3 separate regions of the Mus musculus genome follow, and all the other regions are linked to region 1. Evidence: chromatin loops called from intact Hi-C (ENCODE). Cell type or tissue: left cerebral cortex. All regions are shown on one strand. Each heading gives the region's core, and the rest is flanking DNA. Links, peaks and the distances in the headings are about the cores only. Region 1 overlaps Tbl1xr1 (transducin (beta)-like 1X-linked receptor 1). Region 2 has its middle 150 kb from the start of Gm31466. Region 3 overlaps Gm31813 (a long non-coding RNA gene).

Region 1 (7,097 bases), core at 917-5,916:
TGCCCAGGGTACTTCCTGTACATCACACAGGAAGAAACCCAAGAGACACGGAGAATACCCATCCTTTATTTCACAGACAAGAGAGGTCAGACCTAGACAAATCAATCTAAAATGCACAAGATGGCAGCAACATGTGAGCAGTAAGCAGTTTAATTTATTCCAAGGCATTTTTTTCTTGTCCTTGCAATAAATAAATAGCTATCAAAAGCCCTCATTTACATATAGTGAAAGTGTAGCTATAAAGGTGAAGTGACCTGAGAGCTTATCAAGTGGAGAAAGTACATTTATAGCCAGATCTTTCGACTCTACAGTGCTACCCTCGCTCCATCTTCCAACTTTACATCGCACTCTAATTACACAACCTGGTTGCTTTCTTAGGGTACATATCTTAAAAACAAAAACAAAAAGAAACCCTGCTGATCCTCTGAGGAGAAAGCTATGGAATGCCTCCCAAGAAACCAGCACCAAGAACACTGCCTGATCCTTGAGGCCCTGCGTGAATTCTGAAGAGCTCGCTCATCAGCTGATTTACCTGAATGGAAAGGAAACTGCTGCTTGGCTTCACCAGTATGCGCATCCCAAATGATGGTGGTCTGAGATTAAAAGGAGAAGAAAAGTTAAAGAGTGTCTGAACAGCAGAATGGACACCTGACTGTATCAAGGCGGAAGGATGCTGTGTAGTGAACTCCACAGGCAATGTTTTTATTCCTCACAGCAGCCCAGGAAAAAGGATCATGATGCAGCTTCACTTTTCTGTGGTGGTTTCTCGCCAACTTATTTCCTACAACAACTCTTGTTTGTCAACAAAGAGTCTGCATTGAATTAGACTATTTAATGGCTATCACTGCAATGGTGCAAGATTTTCCAGCTCAGGAGTTATAAGGAGGAAAGTGCTTGTTATAGTAAAATCACCACTAAAAGATTTCTTTTACTTGGACCTCCTATGAACCCCCCGCCCCCGCCCCCAAAGGCCGTTTACATTTTGATACCACTTAAAGCAGGTCGTGAAACTGCTTATGAAAGTGCCAAGTGCTGGCTTTTCCCGAATCCTTCATCTCCCTTTTAAAAGTGTTCACTGAAAATATGAGTCTCAGCCAGTTCCTGTCTCCTTCCCCAGCACTACCCAACTGATTAAGAGCCTGGGCGTTGCTGATGGAAACAGCCACGGCTGCCCCTGAGAAAGCCTGAGAAGCACCAAGAACTTCATTCCATGCTTCACGAGAGTCAAACCCCAGAAGAAAATGAGGAACGGTCATAGCAACACAGATACAATGAGCAGACTCAGGAAAACAAGTAGACAATATAAGACATTTCTAGTACTGTGACAAATTCATGCTTGAACGAACTCAAGTCTGCTTCAGTGATTAGCAGGAAAGAAAAAAATATTACTTTCAAATATATTCTTGATAGAGCTTGGCTGAATGTTCATTTACCTTATCTACGCCAGCACTTAGGATGAAATTTCCTTTCTTATTCCATTTTAATGCAAATATAGGACCTTTATGCTGCCCCAAGGTGCTGGCAAGATTACCTAAATTAAAAACAAACAAACACACACATTAAAATTACTTCAAACTTTTAAATTTAGAACATCAATAAAGTTAGAAAATGTCATACCATCTTTAGTCCATATTCTGGCAAATCCATCATATGACCCAGTTGCTAGAAGTGTACCTTCACTCTGGCAGAGAAACACATTTTGTTTATTACACAACTCAAAAGGCCATTTAATTACTACACACATGTTGCCTGTTTAAGTCCCAGGCACAAAAGACCCTGATCTATGTGTAAGTGCCAACAAAGGCTGGCAAACCCCCACCCCCTAATGAAGGCGGTGTTCTCGGACAGGCCAATCCCAGTGTGTGCACCGGCAGGAAGTGCTGTGGAGCAGGACTGCAGTCCCTATGCAGAACATTTTCACAGGTGACCATGAGTGAGGATGGGGCAAGTGTAGACCAGGAAGGACAACATAAAAATGATACCATGAGAATGCTTTTTATAAGAAGTAAAAAGCAAAGCCTACAATTCACTCCTAAATTCTGATTAGGATTTTAGGAATATGGGGCCAGATTGAAGCTAAAATTGGGATCTAATTTCAAGATTATATAATGCCAAGTCCTCAAATGTCTTCATTCACAGACCATTTATGCAAGAACAAAACACTCACATTCCAATCTAGAGACGTGACATCCTTGTTACTGGGCACGTCCTGCCCTCCTTCCCGTATGCAGTGTCTAAGCACGAGCTGCGTAGGGCCACTCGTGCTGTTCTCACTGAGGTTCCAGATTCTTGCCGTGGAGTCTCCAGACCTTCAGAGTCAAAAAATCGGCTTAAGTCTTCATATAAGCAAGCATTCCAGAACCCAAGCCATACATTTAACACCTGAATAAGAAGTAGACTACCAGATATAAACATTTCTAATATTTCTCTTTTAGAGCTCCTACCAAGTAATAATACTAACCTACTAAGGTAAAATGACCGGAAAGTGAAATCTATGTAGCAGTCCTTTTGTTGAGGTATTCTTAGATGCCATTGTCATGCTGCACGTGACATAATCCCAGGACACAGTGCATCAACAAGGCAAGGTTACAGAGTAAATCCTGTCTAAAACAACAAAATACTCAACAGCTAGAAAGCTCTTTGAAAAACCTACCCTGATGCCAGGAGATCACTAACAGGGTTCCAGGCACAGATGAAAACTTCAGATTCATGGCCCCGAAGCACAACCGCTTTATTGGAAGGGATTTCCACATCCCCATCTACTTCCATCATGTCAGTGTGATTATCTGCAGCATGAGAAGTAGCAGTTCTGTCAGAAGGTAAGCACATTTCTAGCAAGTATGGCTGTACTAGTTTTAAAAGTGTGAGTGTTTATGCCCAGAGAATGTGTATGTGGAAGTGGTAAAAAAAAGAAAGGGGGAAAAAGGGCTATACCTCAGCATGGCTGAATTAAACAGCCTGTAACAATACTATTCTGAGTTCTGCCAGTAGGGGTTGCTGATATCATTTCTATAGCATGAGTCATCTTTATTGCTCACCATCAGAGCCTTGCTGGATGTTTATAACAGGGACTACTAGAAATTTTACTTAGAAATCAACTGCAGATGCAATGTTCACTTAAGAGTAGAAAGGGGTTTCAGAAACATTTAGGAACAAACAAACATTCAGTGTATTTAGCTTTTTAGAATCTTAGGTAGAAAATATGAACTGTGTGATGCACTATACTGCCTGTTTTTGTGTGTCAACTTGACACAGCTGGAATTATCACTCAGAAAGGAGCTTCAGTTGAGGAAATGCCTCCATGAGATCCAACTGTAAGGCATTTTCTCAACTGGTGATCAAGGGGGGAAAGCCCACTGTGGGTGGTGCCATCCCTGGGCTGGTAGTCTTGGGTTCTATAAGAGAGCAGGCTGAGCAAGCCAGTAAAGAACATCCCTCCATGGCCTCTGCATCAGCTCCTGCTTCCTGATCTGCTTGAGTTCCAGTCCTGACTTCCTTGGTGATGAACAGCAGTATGGAAGTGTAAGCTGAATAAACTCTTTCCTCCCCAACTTGCTTCTTGGTCATGATGTTTGTGCAGGAATAGAAACCCTGACTAAGCGAAGCATGTTGGGGGGTAAAGACAAACACTGGCTATCAGTACAGCTCTAAGGATGGGGCAATGGAGAACAGTAGTGTGTGCTGAGCATCTCCAAGCATTCTCGGCTCACTTGCGATGGTATGTGCTCCATTCTCCTCCCCATTTGCTGTATTCTCTCCATTTTTTGCAGATCCTTGCTGGTTAGTGGCGGCAGCAGCGGCAGCGGCTGCGGCTGCATGCTGCTGTGCAAGCTTGTCTCTGTAGGCTTGTTGTCTTGTTTGGACTACATCGGGCATAACAGCATCTATCAGGGACAGAGACTCGATGGGTCGACCATCAAATAAGGTGCCATCCTGGGGTTGGAAAACCGGGAAAGAAAAATGAGATGTAGTCATGAGGTTAACAAACATTCCATTAACAAAATGAACAACTTCATTCTAAGGAAACCGTGAACGTGAGCAAGAAGGAGGAAGGGGGCAAGAATGACAAAGATGCAAACAGCCACCAACTGTCACTGAGGTCCTGCTGAACTCTGCACAAAGACAAACCAATACAAGAGGCCATTCACAAAAGCTTAAAGATAATAAAATGATAATGTATAACATCCAGGTAAGAAAAGCTGTTAGTAAAAAACACTGACCAATATGAATATGTCATACCACGGGATCCAGGCCTTGGAATAAAGGAAAGCACCTGTACTGACCGGGAGCAGATCTTGACCTTACTGGTTTTCTCTAAACATTACAGGATGATCATACACAGAAGTCATCTAGATGTGTGTGATACACAAACTTGACATTAGGAGTAAATGAAGGGACCCACAGATAATGCTAACTGTGGCAATGTGGTAACCCACCGCTGAGGATACCAAAAGGGAACTGGACTACTTTAAACAGCTAAAATCTTTTCATTTACTTTTACAAAAAAAAAGGGGGGGGGGGGGAGGGCATGTGTTTACCTCTACATATTCCGGCCATACACTAAACATTGTAGCTACAACAAAGTTCTACTCAGAAAGAACATGCAGTGTGTGCTTATGAATGCTTTAAAGGCTGTAAGGTCCTTGTTACAGCGCCTCATGTTCCCAGCAGCTACCCAGTGACAGTCCAGAACTAAATGAGCTCGGCTGTGCTACAAAGCTAATTTATAGAATCAGGGAGCAGGTAAGATGGCCTCAGGCACAAGTAGCATGCCAACACCAGAAATAAACACACTACTTCCACATGAACCTTGGACACGAAGCTCTGAGAATCAATGTTGGCATCAATTATAAATAAATTGGCTTCCAACATCAGGGTACATGAAACTAACAGTGTTTTTTTATGTCCTTGCCATCAGTTTGTTCTTAGTACTCTCCAGCCAAATTACTTATGTGTTAAACATGATTTCCTTTGCTTACATACATACACACACACACACACACACACACACACACACACACACACGCAGAGGAATAGTCTACAGAAATTATCCGCTGGTATGAAGACCAGTACAGTTATGAAGAATAATTTTAATCTGTCTGAACCCATGAAGTCAAGGTCAGATACTCAATAAACAACCACATTTAAGAATCAGAATCAGTGTTTGAAATGGAACTCATCTGCCTTACCTCATTTATGCTAACTTCTGCCTCTACATACTGCAGGCCTTTCTGGATGATAGAGATGAGTGCAGCGGGTGGAACCAGGGCACCATTTATGTTGGACTGACTTATATGGCTCTCTATACCAAAGGTAAACGCAGAATGAGAAAATCCTAAAAGCAAAGGAAACACTGTGAGAACTTATGTTGCTAGTAACATCACATTAAATTACAAACAGAAAAAACTTTGTTATCTTTTATAATTACATATCATCACTTGACGGTGTAAATGGACAACTAAGAAATGATTGAAAATAAAAATATTAAAAGAGAAACTTGCCAGCCTTTTACTTTCCCTTGCTCTCGGCTACTGTACATGTGGCTTCTAATGGGTTGCATGTCTTCAGGTTTTCTAACTGTACAACAGTAATACAACTTTCCTCAAGAAAATGCATCAAATGCCAAACCCTGAGAAGCTGTGAGCTACAACACACTTCACCTGCCTCATGAGACAAAAGCAAACCAAGATTCATGCGACACATCATAGTTCTGTGGCATATTGAAAAAAAAAAAAAAAAAGACTTAGGAAATAAATCCAAACTAGAAAACAACACAAACAAGACAAAATAACGCAGCCTGGGGCAGCCGATGTGAGTGGGCCAGCAGTGCCTGCCTACCATGCATTTAGATTCTGGGAGCAACACTGCCAAGCTGTGTGCAATGGTGCACACCCATACTGCCAGCACGCAGAAGTGAACAGGTGGGAAGATCGGACTTCAAGATTATCTTTGACTACGTAAGAGCAACCTGGGCTGTATGAAACTGTTTCCAAAGGAAATATACATCAAATTGTAACTGAATTCATACATTATTTTTATATATATTTAGTGACTAAAAAAATATTACTATTTTACGTAATAACTCATCTAAAGTTTTTGTTGTTGTTTCTCTAAGATAAGGTTTCTCTGTATAGCCCTGGCTATCCTGGATCTCACTCTTCAGAACAAACTCGCCTTAAACGCACAGAAATCTGTGCCTGCCTCTGACTGCTGAGTGCTAGGATCAAAGTTGTGTGCCTCTATCACCCGGCTCTAAATAAAGAACTACAAGATGAAAGTACAGTTCCTAGGCCTCCTTTAACAATTAGTTCCAGCACTCAGGGGACAAGCAGACTACCGACCATATTCCAGTGGAGGATTGGGCCACAAAATTAAGTAATTAAAAATTAAATAATTAAAGAAAAAATACTTAAAAACATGAGGGTACATAGCCAATCTCTTGATATTAGCCTCATTCATACTGTTACAAAAATCTGGTCCAGATAGCAAAGTGAAGTTCCAGTAATGGACAGGGTGGTCACTCTCTTTACTGAAATTCCATAACAGTTTACCAAGTTTTAAAAGACTGCATGATTCCAGATACCACTTGACTGGGAAAGGCTCAGGGGTGGCTAATGTATGCATGGTTGTGTTCTCAAAGCTTCTACTTCTGCCTTAATGGCCCACAGTGGGAGAAGGGAGAAAGACATTTCTCAGAAATCTTGCTTTTAACTTCATGATTTTACCCACAGACTAGCTTGTGATAAAGGATATTTAAGAGTTTTGTGTTTAACTAGAGATCACAAAGGTGGCTGAGGCAAATGTGGCATGAGATGGAAGACACCATCCTGAAACATTATCCTTCAGAAATTCCAAAGTCCTGAGTTTGGCAGGGCACACAGCAGAAAGGCAAGACCAAGCACTGGAAACACTAGGGAAAATGGCGGGAGGTGAGGAGATCAAGTTGGAGACATGGAGACAGGAGATTCCTGTGTAAGGAACAAAACACAGGCCCTCAGTAAGCTCTTCTCCCTGGAAAACCTTTGACCTAGAAGATGCCATTAGGGAAAGCACTGTGTGCTAGACAACCTATGGACATGAGATTCTGATTACACTCT
Region 2 (7,097 bases), core at 1,265-6,264, 1.5 Mb after region 1:
CAACAACAAAGAATCAGTAAATTCAGCCACAAAAAATTCCATGACTTCTGGACCAGGGTGTCCAGAGTTTAAAGACAGAAAACCTTATACAAAGCTGAAACTATAAGCAGTCTATGGACATAAATATAAATTATGTCATTCTTCAACCTGAAGTTAATGGGTCAAAGGCAACGAGGTAAGGAATCAGTACCCAAGTTCCCTCTGATCTTAGAGGTTAGATGTCACCACCCTTTGTTTCTAAATTAAGTGTGTCTTCAACATGTCCTTATAACTCATTTTTTATTTCATTTGTTTTAAGATATATACTTAGTGTATATGTGTATGTATGTGTGTGTAGTGTGTGTGTTTGTGGGTTCCTGCTAAGACCAGAAAAGGGTATTGGAACCCTTGGAGAAAGAATTCTAGGCAAATTCTGAGGAACCTGATATGAATACTGGAACCATAACTTGGGTCCTCTGCAAAAATAACAAGGACTCAACCTCTGTGCTTTATAGAAACTCTTTTTAAAGCTGAACTCTCAGAAAACATCTCAATTATGATAAAACATTACAATTACTTTCTTTTAAAAGATCTTTATATATGATGTGCATATATCCATGGGAGCTGTTGCACATGAGATTGCAAATGCCTGTGGAGTCCAGAACACACATGCCATCATATGCTCTGGAGATGGAGGCACAGGCAACTGTGAGCTAGCTGCCTGACATGGGTGCTGGTAACCAAAGGGACCCTCCACAAGAGCAGTAAGTGTTTTTATGCTTTTACCTGCATCTCTGCCATGAATCTGAGAGCAAGTAGAGAGGTATAAGAAGGAGCTAGAGGGGAGTAGAAGGAAGAGAAATGATACAATCACTATGCATTTGTGTATAAAAATCTAAGAAAATTATAAACATTTATATGTTTGTGAAAATATCAAAAGAGGAACACATTTTCCTTTTACTTTTTAAAATTAATTTATATTTTACACTCCATATTCTATCCCCCCATCCACCCTCCAACTGTACCACATCCCAAACCTTCTCCCCACCCCCCTCACCCCACCTGAACCTCTAAACTACCTGGGGCCTCCAGTCTCTTAAGGGTTAGGTGCATCAACTCTGAGTGAACACAGACCTGGAAGTCCTCTACTGTATGTGTGTCGGGGCTTCATATCAGCTGGTTTATGCTGTCTGTTTGGTGGTCCAGTGTTTGAGAGATCTCAGGGGTAAGGGTTAATTGAGCCTGATGGTCCTCCTACAGACTTGCCCTTCTCCTAGCTTCTTTCAGCCTTCCCTAATTCAACAACAGGGGTCAGCTGCTTCTGTCCATTGGTTGGGTGCAAATATCTGCATCTGACTCTTTCAGTTGCTTGTTGGGTCTTTCAGAAGGCAGTCATACTAGGTCCCTTTTGTGAGTGTTCCATAGCCTCAGTTGTAGTGTCAGGCCTTGGGACCTTCCCTTGAGCTGGATCCCACTTTGGGCCTGTTGTTGGATCTTCTTTTCCTCAGGGTCCTCTCCATTTCCATCCCTGTAATTCTTTCAGACAAGAAGTCAGACATGTGACTATGTAATGGCAACCCCATCCCTCACTTGATGTCTTGTCTTCCTGCTGGAGGTGGGCTATATAAGTTCTCTCTTCCTACTGTCATGCATTTCATCTAAGGTCTCTCTCTTTGAGTCCTGAGAGTCTCTCACCTCCCAGGTCCCTGGTGCATTCTGGAGGGTCCCCCAACCTCCTATTTCCTGAGGTTGTCTTTTTCCATTCTTTCTACTTGCTGATGCTCAGGGATTCAGTCCTTTTTCCTCACCCAATACCAGATCATGTTCTCCTCTCCCCCCATACTTCCCCCCCCCCAAACCTGTCCACTTTGCTTCCCAGGTCCCTCCCTCCCTCCCCACTTGTGATTGCTTTCTTTTCTCTCCCAAGTGGAACTGAGGCATCCTCACCTGGGCATTTCAGCTTGTTGAACTTTTTGAGTTCTGTGGACTGTATCTTGGGTATTAGGTACTTTTTTTTTTTCTAATATGCACTTATTAGCGAGTACATGCCATGTACATCCTTCTGGTCTGAGTTACCTCACTCAGGATGGTATTCTTCTAGTTCCATCTATTTGCCTGCATTATTTGTCCTCATTCTTAATAGCTGAGTAGTTTCTGTCATGTAAATGAACCACATTTTTCTGTATCCATTCTTCTGTCGTGGGACATCTAAGTTGTTTCCAACTTCTGGTTATCACAAATAAGGCTGCTATGAACATGTGCCCCTGTAGCATGCTGGGGCATCTTTTGGGTATATTCCCAAGAGTGTTATTGTTGGGTCTTCAGGTAGATATATTTCCAATTTTCTGAGGAACCTCCAGATTGATTTCCAGAGTGGTTGTACCAGTTTGCAATCCCACCAGCAATGGAGGAAAAAGGAGGAACACATTTTCTTACATGTGAAAAATCATATTAAGGTCAACATTCAACATTAGAATTTTTATCAAATGGATTTTTATTAGACTGTGACCACCTTGACTTCTTTGCATATCATCTGTATCTGGTTCTGCACAAGTGGTCAAATGCATGACTGCACATGAAGAACAGCATAGACCAAAATAAAGTGAATAAAACTTGCTGCAAGTCAACTTAATATCAGACTCAGCAAATACATTTTCAACCCTTTTATAGAAAATATTTTCACCATTGTAATAATGAATAGCAAAGTGAATTATTTTAAGATATAAAGTTCTCAAAAGACCCATATGCAATGATGCTATTCCACAAACAGTAAGCATGTTGGCCTGATTCACTATAGTATCCTATATCACAATGGTCACACATCAGGTGCTTAATTTCTTTCAGCATCTACAAATAAACACACAAAACACTGAGTACCAAATTGTAACAACTTTAAAAACAATGAACTATTTTCAGTGACTGATATATTTATTCATTTTATAAATACTTATATTTGAGCCTCACTATTATAGCCCAGGTAAGTTACTGAAAATTATGCCTGCTGTGCAGGGCTCAGAGAACTCACTTTATCTGTTGTTGGTTCAGAACCAGTAAAGATTGTTAGATGTTGGAATGATGAGATCTGGCATAGGAAAGAACTTAGCTGTTGAGCAGCAGAGATATTCAGGAAGAATAAGGGGAGTGTTGCTTAGAAAAGGAACCAGAGTGTTCAAGGTGAATTGTCAAATGCAAAAGTGTAAGATCTATAATTCCATTATATTGAAAAGATCCATTTGTGGAAAAGGTCTTTAAAGATTCAGGCAAAGCCAAGTTCAGCAAATATGAAGGTCAGGCTGCAGTGGACTAAAAAGTGAATTAAAACAGATGATAGATTACTATTAGAGATGTGGAAAAACAGAGGAGAGAGATTAGGCAGTTGCTTAATGAAGAGGCAAAGTTATTTTTTCTTTCATTTTAAGTTGGGGAAGTTGGTTGAGAAATGCTCAAATATATTTTAAAGATTGAGGGAAATGAACCTGCAGATGTGTGAGGGAGTAAGGGGAGATTTACTGGTTGAAAAGCTAAGCAAGTTTTGGCAAAAGTGAGAGAAGATGGCACCATAAGGACAAGCAGAGTTCAGTTACAACTAATCATGAAGAAATAACTTGGATGGCAAGTGAAGACTAGCACAGAGAGCTGAAGGCAGGGGGAGCTCAGCCAGTAGGGTCCAGTCAGCATCCTGTTTCTCTAGAGTAAGAGGGCAGGGCCATGGACCAGAATTGAATGAACAGGAGTGAAATGGAGCTGAAAAGATGGGTTGTTTATAAGTACAAATATCCCAAATGAAGAACCAGACAACTCCTTCCTCTGCCTCTGGTCACTATCGTCTAAGCATCATGGAATGTCTAGGTGAATCATTATAATCTGCACAGTGATCATCTCAGAATGACCAACCTCAAACATCTGTTCCCACTATATTGGGAGTATGATCGTGATGCTGTTTTGTTTTGTCATTTTCTTATGTTTTTGCTACTATCTTTCTTTTATATGTTGTTCTCAACATTATGTAACTTGGGGGAGGTTTTCTTACATTTTTCATGCACCTACTCAGCTGACAGCTTCAATTGCTGCCTAATTCCCCCTGGACTTTGTGTTTGAGATTATCATCCTGTCACGAGCACCTTTCTCTGGCTAGGTCCACCTCCACCCCCACCTCTTTTTCAGTTTTATGGGAAGATTGATTTTAAGGGTTTTATAGATTTTATCATTGAAAACATCTTTCATTTTTAACACTCTATTGCCCTCTAGAGTAGATGAAGGTGTACAGCAGCAAATTCTGGTAAACTGCAGGATAGTTTGTGTGGAAAGGCTTTTTCTGAAACTGCAGCTATCCTCATTAAGAAAACATCCATTGAAAAGAGTGTGATTTTATTGAATGCATAATTGAAATAAATAATTCAATTTCCATAATAGACACATGGGAAACTGAAGAGTCTGTGCTCACAGACTTCCCTATAACAGAAAACTTCTCAAATAAATTGGGCTCAGAAATAAATGTCTATTACTTTCTGTTTCAAATTTACATAATTATCTTTCCCCAAAGAATGGAAATATCTTAAATAAAAAATATGTTTTCTAGTTTTCCAAACATATGCAGAAAAGGAAGAAAATTGAGATTAAGAAGGTCAAGTGTCATTAATATTATAGCAGAAGATGAAGTAACCAGAGCTCATTTCTTGAGGCATCCCTTCCTCTTTAATATGCCTGCATTTTACAGGTGACATCTCAGAGATTCCATATGCAGATCTTTGACATTTAGCTTAGGGTCTTCTTTGCTTAATGCTGTGTTTCTTGACCTGATAAAAGACACACGGTAGCTAAGTGACAATGGGAAGTGGTTCCTGTTGCAATCAAAGCAAGCAGCAAACACACAGCTATGTGTTTTGTGAAAACAACACTTAAGCATTGAGCTGGACACTTCTCCACAGCTTCTGAACTCAGTTATCTGGCAAACGCCAGTTTCCAAGAGTAGTACAGAGCCTCTTAAATAAAAATAAACCAGGGAATTTCAAGTCCCATTTAGCTAAAAAGAGTAAGATCTTACTATCCAAGTATGATTCTATGGCGGCCATTCTCATTCATATAACCACACTCATTCACAGTAAGCTCAAACAGGTATTGGATTTTTTAATATAAACACAAAAGCCATTTTCTCTTGCCTTAAGCTTTGTCCTTCACTTCAGAAGTTGCCAGTTTAGTTTTAGAAACAGAGAAAAATACCTAAAAAGAGGGGAAATATATTTACCCAGAAGAGAAACGGCACTGAGCTTTGTGATGTAAAGATCTTTGCTGACATAACCTGGAAAAATGAGGGAATTTAGAAATTTTCTCATGGGGAAATTTAGAAAAAAAAATGTATTAAAAGGGATTCAACACTAAACTGAGGTGTTTGTGCAGTGGGGAACACAACAAATCAATAGAATCTGGTTTTAGGTTGTTTTGTTTTGATTTTGTTTTTCCTATGTCTAGGGAAAAACAAATTGTTTCATTCTTATTCTTTGTACTTGTGTGTTTTCACCCAGAAGAAAGAGATGTCCTGGTATAGGCTGAGACTAAAGGTAGAAAAATACAAAAGGAATAAGAAGATACAGAAATGATTCATGGAAAGAAAGGCTACATACATACGCTTGAAATTAGGCTTTGTATGAAATAAATCAAAGTAAGGTTTAAGGTATGAAATAAGCTTCATAAGGCAGAAATTTGTAATCTACATTTAATTATTAACAGAAAAAAAAAAGCCTCTGGCAAATGTAGTGTGTACCTTCTACTACGGTGCTTTAAGCTCCAGGCCACCACCATGGTTCCCTTGGATCCCCCGATAAAAGACACACACACACACACACACACACACACACACACACACACACAGTGCTCATTTTGAACTTGCCTTATGGCTCGGCTGCTGGGCTCTTCTAAGCCTCCTCCAACTAGTGTGGTTCAGTGGCTTGGCTTTTCTAAGCCTCCCACACCTATCGTGGCTTTTCCTTTACTCCCTGCTCAACAGCCTACATCTGCCCTTAGCTTAGTTGCCCAGTTACCTTCTCTTGGCTCAACATTAGACATCTACCCTCAGCTTAGCTCTGTTTCTAATCTCCAGCTTAGGGAAGCAGTAAATAGTCACATGGCTGGTGACTCTCCATCCCTCCAAACCCTTTCCTCCTCCTGTGTCTCTTAGCCTGCCTGAGGGATCTTAAGCCCTGCCTCTTCTGCCCAGCCATTCACCATTAGCATCTATATTGATTAATCAAGAACTAATTGGGGGAATAGGACCTTCATTGTTCACACACAGATTCCCAATTAAAGCATTAGAACCTACCCCGTACAAGCAAGCCTAAGTGACTGCACTCATAGTGCTGAAACAAAATAGCAGCATCTGGGAAGTTTACAAATAGCAAAAGGTAATTTATTACCACTTTAGAGACTGAAAATCTGAAGATCTAATTCCTCATTCACAGGATAGCAAAGTGAGTTTGAAGGGACAGAAGAGAAGAAAGAAGGCCAATTCTACAAACGCATTCTATAATTTGACACTTCGTGGGCATATATGATTAAATGCATATTCATTTCGGGTATGATACCAACAGAGATTTAAGAAACTATTACATACACCCAAGGGGCAAATATAAGAAATTTACCAGGATTACTGACTAGAGCATAGAAAGATATTCTATCTATCTTACCATATTGTAGGTGGCTTAAAAAAGCTATATCACTGGAAAAATCTACTTCAGTATGAGACATGATTCTCGAAAGTTGTTTACCTTGAGCTCCTGCCCCACTTACAGGCAGCTCTACTAAAAGTCCCCTCTTTCCTAGCAGTTATTACTGGTGGAAAACCTTTAGATGGACCCAAAAATCATGTAACTTTCTGAACTTCCTGAGTATTGTAAATTTCATGATTCTCCCTCCTGCCTCCAGGATAGAATGTCCTAGTTTAAAGAAAATGGCACAGCTAATGAGACCAGCCCTCTCAAAAAGACAAAGTCTAATTACCAAAACATTTCTCAAGAGGCTGACCTCCAAATCTGCTGTATTGGGGATTAAGTTTTCCCATACATGAATTGGAGGAGACACATTAAGATTATAGTGCAACCATCTTGGAAGAGGCTATTTTACAC
Region 3 (7,097 bases), core at 1,075-6,074, 260 kb after region 1:
CTCTGAGGAGAGATAACCTGAGGAAGACAGTTTTCTTCTTCATGTATGTCCCAGAGATGGAACTCAGAGCATCAAGCTTAGTTGCAGGCATCTTTACCTTCTGATCCATCTTGCCAGCCCTGGTGTCTTAGTTTATGAGTCAGGGCTTCACACTGTTGCCTAGGCTGGCTTCACATGCATCTGAGCCCTCAGATTAATGGCCTGCACAGACATGTTGGGCTTCTTTGTTTATCTGGTAATTTGGTTGGAGGCTTGGCTTCCTTTTGAATTCACCTTTATTTCCCTGGGCTGGGTGGGGGCACGTTCTGAGCATGATAGATAGCACCCGCAGTTCCTGATTGAGGATACACTGGGAAGAAAAAAAACCAGCTTTTGATGGGTTGAAATGTGATGCTGGATGCCAGAGAGGTGGGCTTGGGAGCTGGTTCCAACAAGCAGCAGTTGTAACACCTTTCATGCTGTGCCGGGTGGCTGCGGACTGCCCTGTCTTCTTGGAGCTAGAAGAGCGTCCATAAGGCAGGGTGGAAATCTGACTCACTGGCACACAGTTACAGGCGTTTGTCTCTGATTCTGACTTGGAAGTGACTCATGGGTTGGAAAAAAACCTTTTGGAAGCGAATGTTAGGGGAATGCAAGGCAGTTCTGCCTTGACTGAACTTTATCCTAGGATACAGTGTGGGCCTGCGCGCCTCCCATAAACTCTGGTAACCTTAGACTGCTTTAGCCTTCCTCCTTCCACAGCAGGGAGTCATGAAGCCTGACGACTCACTCCTTTTCTTCAAGATTCGGATGAAAAGCAATTTAGAGGGAGATATAATCTCTCTTTTTCTATTCACTCCAATAAGCACTAATTACCACTAGGGCAGGGCAGATGGGCTTCTGGAAGTCCGAAGCAATATGTAACACTCTTCCTTTACATTTACCGAAGTCTGGGCTTCCAACAGCTATCGGGCTACTTTCCTGCCATTCAATCCGGGCCCCTGCAATCTGCAGTAGATTTACTGAGCATCTGGTTGTGGGAGTTAAGGCTGAGGCACAAACACTCTGGGAACACAGCTCAAAACAGTGGGGCTCACACGAGGTCTGAAGAGCTAGTTCTGAGAGCTTGGGCAACGTGGATTAAGAAATGCAGTTTGGCTTTGAGGGTTGTGGGTAGATATAACTCAGATATAAATTAAGTTAAACAATAAGGAGACATTCATGTGTTAAAAACAAACAAACAAACAAACTAGGCTGCCACAAGGAATATGAGGCAGGGAGGGCTATAGCAAGGTCACAATTGTGACCCACAACCTGCTGGCTTCTCGGCTTTGTTCTTGTTTCCTTCTCTGACTATCTCTGTCTTCATACTGGTTGGTCTCTCCTGCATTAGGCCAGGAAATGGGGTCACATTGAACTTTTTAATTTTTTTCAGTTTCTGCCTAGGGAGTTGTCTTTTACACTTCCAGTTTCTAGTTCCCTAAGAAGGCTTCTGATTGGATTAAAATATGTCAGCATTAGGATCCTAGGCTAATCCTTTAGGGCAAGGTAGGAGAGTGGGGTGAACTAGGCCCAGTGTGGTCTCCACCCCCTGCACTAAGTGATTCTTTTGGGATCCTCGTGGATTTGGAGCATCAGAAGGGGGTGGAATTTAGGAATCCAAGGGTCTGTACACTGTTTTCAGAAACAGGGACAGGGGCTCTGACCCGACAAGTGCAATGTTCCCAAGAAAGAGTGGCCCATTTTAAAAAAGGGAGACAGAGAGACCTTTGCAAAGTCTAGATGTATGACTCCCCAGTTGCTGAGAGGACAGTGGCTGTCCCAACTTCACTGATGTGGCCACCAAACAGGTTGAGCCCTGAGCCCAAGCTCAGAAGCCTTGAATAGACCCCCTGTCTCCAAAGCACGAGTTTGCTTTCCTTTCTGCACAGGCCCCGCCCTCCCCTTCCAGAGCGAAGACTCTTGTGGCCTTTGCACACACCTGGGGCAGGGGAAGCCGATTTCTGGTCTGGGACAGGGGACAGCCAGGATCCAAGCTGGGTATGCTGGATGTGCGAGAGTGCTAAAAGAAAAGCCAGGGCTCTAGAGACAAGGAGACACCAGCTGGGTGGCACAGGCCCCACCCTAGTTGGTAGCAAAAGTCGGGGGAGGGGAGGTTCTGGGTCTTTCAATGCAAATATTGTTAACCTAGCCTTGAACATGGTCCGAGTACCCGATGGTCAGTTTGCAAGGTGGGAACAGGAGCCCACACTGTGTACCTGTAAGGAAACATGTAAAACATGACCCACAAAATGTCACCAGAGCTGAGGAGCAGTTTCGTAGAGGCTCTCTGAAGAGAGAACTCTACAGGAAAAAGGGACCTGGAGCTTTCCAGATATTGAGGACAGTATCTTGTGCGTGTTGGAGTGTAGGGGGCGGGATGGGGCAAGGCCTTTCCAACCTCCCCTACCTTGGTGACTGCTGCTAGCTTTGTAATCTGCTCTGCCACGTGGTGTGCGCTTGGAGGTAGGTGGTGGTAGCAGTTATATCGGCCAGAGGAATATTTGGCTAAACATAACATTGAAACCCCCCTCTCCCTAGCCCAGGCCCCCTCTTGACTCGGTGAAGGCGATCCTGATGCGGCTGAGATCCATCCAGCCTGGCCAGGCAGCCGCCGCGCCTCCCCTCCCCCGCTGGACTGTGAGCCCATTTTCGCTCGGCTGGTCTCTGCGCCGCCGGATGGATGGCGCCCCACCCCCCCTCTCCTCTGCTCAGTCATTCAGACTTGGAAAGTCAATAACACGCTGACATCATCAGGGGTTTGTGTATTATTACACGGCTACTTTCCAGAATACCTGGCATTATCTAAGAGAGGAGCACTCGATTGCACCAGCAAGGCCCCGAGCGGAGTCTGCAGCCCCGGGGAGGCGCGGCTGCTGCGGCCAGGCCCTTTTTTTCCACAGGGAGTACCTCCAGGGCACCAATTAGGAACAGATGGTGGCTTCTGCTCTAAAAGCAGATGCACTTTAGATATCGATACAGATTCATTTTGGCTTGGGGGATGTACTCAGAAGTCACCCTCAAGTGACCTCCATTTCTTCTGAAAACACACGTGCCCTGACTTTTGGTCCTTAAAGAGCATTTTCAATGATTCTCACACAGGCAAAAAAAAGAAAGGCATGTGCTCTAACCAGAAGCCAAAGCCTGCCTCTTGATGCTTAGGAGTGGGGGTTGGGAGGCGGGTGTTATGCAATCACCATTGCGGGTGATTAGGGCTTTGCTTTGCCTCCAAGGCTGTTTGGTGGTTGAGTTTCTCTTTAAGCTTACTGCAGGGCAAACGCACAGAAAAACATGGCCCAGATTTATGGTGCAAAACTGCTCTCCGAGTAAATTGCCTTAGCATTCTGTTTCGGTTCTGGAGCAGAGAAGAGTAGATGGATTTGGGGTTAATTAAGATCTCTTTATCATAAGTTCCGGGGGTTACTTTGCCTAGAGTGAGGGGTTTATTTATTTATTTAGGTTTCTTTCTTTCTTTTTAAAAGTTTATTCGTTTAAGTAGTTTACTTCTCTCCCCCTTGCTGTGAAGGGTACATGAAAGGAGCTTTGATACTAATTAATTGTATAGATGGCTGCCACTTTGTTTTAGAGAACACATTCACATATTAAAGACAATACATCCAATAACTCACGCAACATGGTGCCTTTTCTGAATAGCCAAACAGGCTATTTATTTACAGACACAGGACTGGTCTCCTTTAAGTTCTCTTCAGTATTTTTAATTGGAAAAAAAATAATGGCAGCCAGCCCTAATTTGGAGAATGACAAGGGGAAGGGCTGGCCCTCCTTCGCCTGATCTCACCCCCCCCCCCCCGCCCCCCCTTGCTCCCGGCAGGGAGCTGCCTGATCTAAAGTCCTTAAGTTTCCCCTGGAGGAAGCAGAGCAGACAGCCTCTCACTAGTAAGGGTTTCTCTTCCTGCAGCCAGTCCTTTCAGAACCTTAGGGCAACTTCCCCCTAAATGCTTTGACAGAGAGCAATCTGAAGCTGCCATTTCTCAAATCCAGCCACAGCTGGGATGCACAAAGCTAGGAGTCAGGGCAAAAAAATCTCCAAGATGGCCCCCTGATAGCCCTCCCTAGAAGTGTCTGAAATGGTGAGACGTGCAGAAAAGTGGAACTTATGGGGTCAGGAAGAAAATGAACCCTCATTTTGGGGCCTAGTTGAAACCTCTAGCCAGCCGAAAGCAAGATTTTTTTTCTTTTTAAAGTTAAAATTTGCTGTGAAAGTTGCTGTCATACAAACAATATTCCTGTGTATGTGTCTGAAGGCCCAACATGTGAAGGTCACAGGGCAACCTCAAGTGTCCTTCTTCACCAGGTGATCCCCAGTTTTTGCTTGAGATGGGGGTTTCTCAGGTTTTTTGTTGTTTTTGTGTATGGGTGTTTCTATGTATGTATGTATGTATGTATGTATGTATGTATGTATGTATGTATGTGCAAGGGTCTATTGTGGTCAGGAGAAGATGTTTGATCGACTGAAGCTGGAGTTTTCAGTGGTTGAAAGCTCCCAGATATAGGTACTAGGGACTCATCTCTGGTCTTCAGCAAATGCAGCAAAGGCACTTGCGTCCTACCTCTAGCTTCTGGTCTGCTCCCTGAAGTAGGCCAGGTTAGATGGCCAGAGGGTCCGCCCACCTGCCTGCTCCTACCTCCCATTTTGCCATCCTGCAGGTTTCATGGTAATGCCTGACTTTCTGTGTAGGTTCTAGGGAATCAAGCTCAGGTCCTCACACTTGTGAGGCAAGTGCTATACTGACCGAGCCCTCTCCCCACCCCAAAGATTCTTTTCACATAGAAATACTTTGCCAAATTAGCAATGAATCATGCTTAAGTCCTAAGCTTACATTATCTTGAGGATGGCTTGATTTTTCTCTACAGAATATTGTTTGGAACGCTTACAAACAAGACTGTTAAAGCTGGTGAGACAGCTCAGTGGGTAGCGACGTGGGGGTGGGGCTTTGCAAGCCTGGAGATCTGAGTTCCATCCCCAGAACCCATGTGGAAGGAGAGAACCAACTCCGGACTTCTTCTTTTACCTATACATGCACAGCCTGGGATGTGAACCTTTATACATATATCGTGGAGATATATGATAATACATTTCTAGAAGTAAAAGATGTTAATTTGGTTTGCAGTGGAAATATCCTTTCTTCTAATATCCCAGTAACTCAGGGTTTATGTTAATCTTATCCATTGTAATCCTGTCATAAGGTGCCCAGGAACCATTCTGGGATCTCATCTAAATTCCTTGAAATAAATAAGATTTATTTAAATCATGCAACCATTTATATATATGTGTGTGTGTGTATATATACATATATATATATATACATACATATATGTGTGTATATATGTGTGTGTACATACATATATATATACATACATACATATATGTGATATATGCACACACATACACACACACACACAATGACATATATATCATATATATGACTATTCTAAGGCAATAATGTAGGCTCTTCTTCGAGGAGCCCATATCCATAAGCAAGCTCTGTTGTATCTTATTCCCCCAACCCCGAAGTGCTTGTCTTTTCTGTTGTTAAAGAATATCCAACTCCATTTCCTATTGGCCCCTCTTGAAATTTTTTTCTGCACGATCTAGTTTTACCTAAGTCTGACTCTCTGAAAGAGTAGGTTAGAACGGAGTCTCCTTTGACTCTGGACAGTGTAGACAGTACATGTATTTCCCCTTTACCTAGCCTTGGACTACTTATTTAGGGGTTTCCCACAGCTTAACAACGAGAAGTTCTGACCTTGTGCCAGGCCTCTTTGGTTTTTCAGGGTGGAGAGTCTCTTAAACCAGGTATGTCTAAACAAAGTCTATGCTAAAGAACCACACAACCAAAAATATAAGTAATCAAATGTAGTCTCCCCTCCCCCAGCCTGAAACCTGCTTGCTCAGGGGTGGAGCTTCCTGCTCATTTGTTCTGTCACGCCCACTGCTGGACCATGCCGCTTTGCTGTTGGTGCCACCACGTGTTCACCCTACTACTGGACCCCGAGATTATTCGGCGGGAATCGGGTCCCCTCCCCCTTCCTTCATAATTGAGTGTTGCAACAGTAACAACTGAGCTTTGATCAGAATGACTGTCTTAGCTACATTTCTTTCTCTCACCACCTAGCCCCTCTTCTCTTCCAGGTTTCCAAAATGCCTTTCCAGACAAAAACCCAGGTTGTGATCCGCTGGCCGGACACAACAATCAAATCAAATCAATCAATCAATCAATCAATCAATCAAAATAAGTTTATGATTTGGTGCTGGGATGCATTCTGTTACCCTCTGCTACATGTGGCCCCTTGAAGTGGGTTGGACATGTCGAATAGCACGGTTATTTGCTAGCTCATCTGATCCCCCTGTCTTTGCTTGAGCCCCTCCTGGCCACAGCTGGATGATAAAAGACTAATTGTTGGACAAGGATGCACTCCATCCATCTGGTTCTGGGTGATGATTTTCTGTACCTGGCAATCACCTTCTTACTCTCGATTCCGGCCTGTTTAGAGGGACACAAGCTAGAAGCTGGTTTGTGCAGAACCTACCACAGGAAGTCATTCCTCCCCGTGTTCTGTTTGGAGCATCTATGGTCAGGAGTGACTCTGGTATTTCTCTATTTTCTTTGGAAAACAGAGGTTTCCCTCTGAACCTTTTCTGTCAAATATTTGCCAACTGGCTAGCACTGGGTGTACTTTGATTCGCAGGCTTCTTCTCTTTTAGATGGGCCAGGCGCAGAGTATTCAACTATGCCCTTTTCTTTGAGGAAGACCATGGCAATGCCAATTTTTCACCAAAACTTGAGGTAGGTCTCACTGTGCTGCTTCGGCTGGTTTCACACATCTCAGTTCAAGCAGTCCCCCAGCTCATCTCCCCATTAGGTGAGACTAGAGATGTGAACGGCCATACCCAGCTCACTATAGTGAGTCAGAAATAACCAGTGTGCTCACATCTATTGCCACCCTACTCACATTAGCTAGGCCTTGGAGTCAGCTTAGATGCCCGTCAGCTGATTTATGGATAATGAAAAGGTGAGGTAACCCAGGCTCAAAAAGACAAACACGGCATGCCCTCT

Evidence for each region. Hi-C counts contacts between places; a loop is a spot of excess contacts. Peaks named below come from ENCODE experiments on the same cell type or tissue, not always from the same donor. Only the 100,000 strongest peaks of a DNase experiment are listed, where the experiment ranks them.
Region 2: it touches region 1 in a loop (3-fold over the local background); 16 of 42 quality-filtered maps call a loop at or near these places.
Region 3: it touches region 1 in a loop (4-fold over the local background); 17 of 42 quality-filtered maps call a loop at or near these places.

The regions. Positions count from the first base shown.
Region 1 is chr3:22,186,604-22,193,700 of GRCm38, reverse strand. It overlaps Tbl1xr1 (transducin (beta)-like 1X-linked receptor 1), which reads right to left. Exons shown (of 16, transcript NM_030732.3): 4 at 5,190-5,335; 5 at 3,711-3,933; 6 at 2,654-2,786; 7 at 2,168-2,309; 8 at 1,618-1,681; 9 at 1,434-1,531; 10 at 533-593. Among named protein-coding and RNA genes, the nearest start is that of Tbl1xr1, 110 kb to the right of the region's middle. In left cerebral cortex, for the core only: a CTCF peak has its summit at 2,994 (motif pointing right); DNase peaks (open chromatin) are centred at 2,170 and 2,995; H3K27ac peaks cover 300 bases.
Region 2 is chr3:20,652,602-20,659,698 of GRCm38, reverse strand. No RefSeq gene overlaps it. Among named protein-coding and RNA genes, the nearest start is that of Gm31466, 150 kb to the right of the region's middle. In left cerebral cortex, for the core only: a CTCF peak has its summit at 4,231; DNase peaks (open chromatin) are centred at 3,602 and 4,130; H3K27ac peaks cover 733 bases.
Region 3 is chr3:21,931,762-21,938,858 of GRCm38, reverse strand. The region is part of intron 3 of Gm31813 (a long non-coding RNA gene); the gene reads left to right. Among named protein-coding and RNA genes, the nearest start is that of Gm31813, 29 kb to the left of the region's middle. In left cerebral cortex, for the core only: a CTCF peak has its summit at 3,891; DNase peaks (open chromatin) are centred at 1,816, 2,767, 3,181 and 3,900; H3K4me3 peaks cover 1,346 bases; H3K27ac peaks cover 2,870 bases.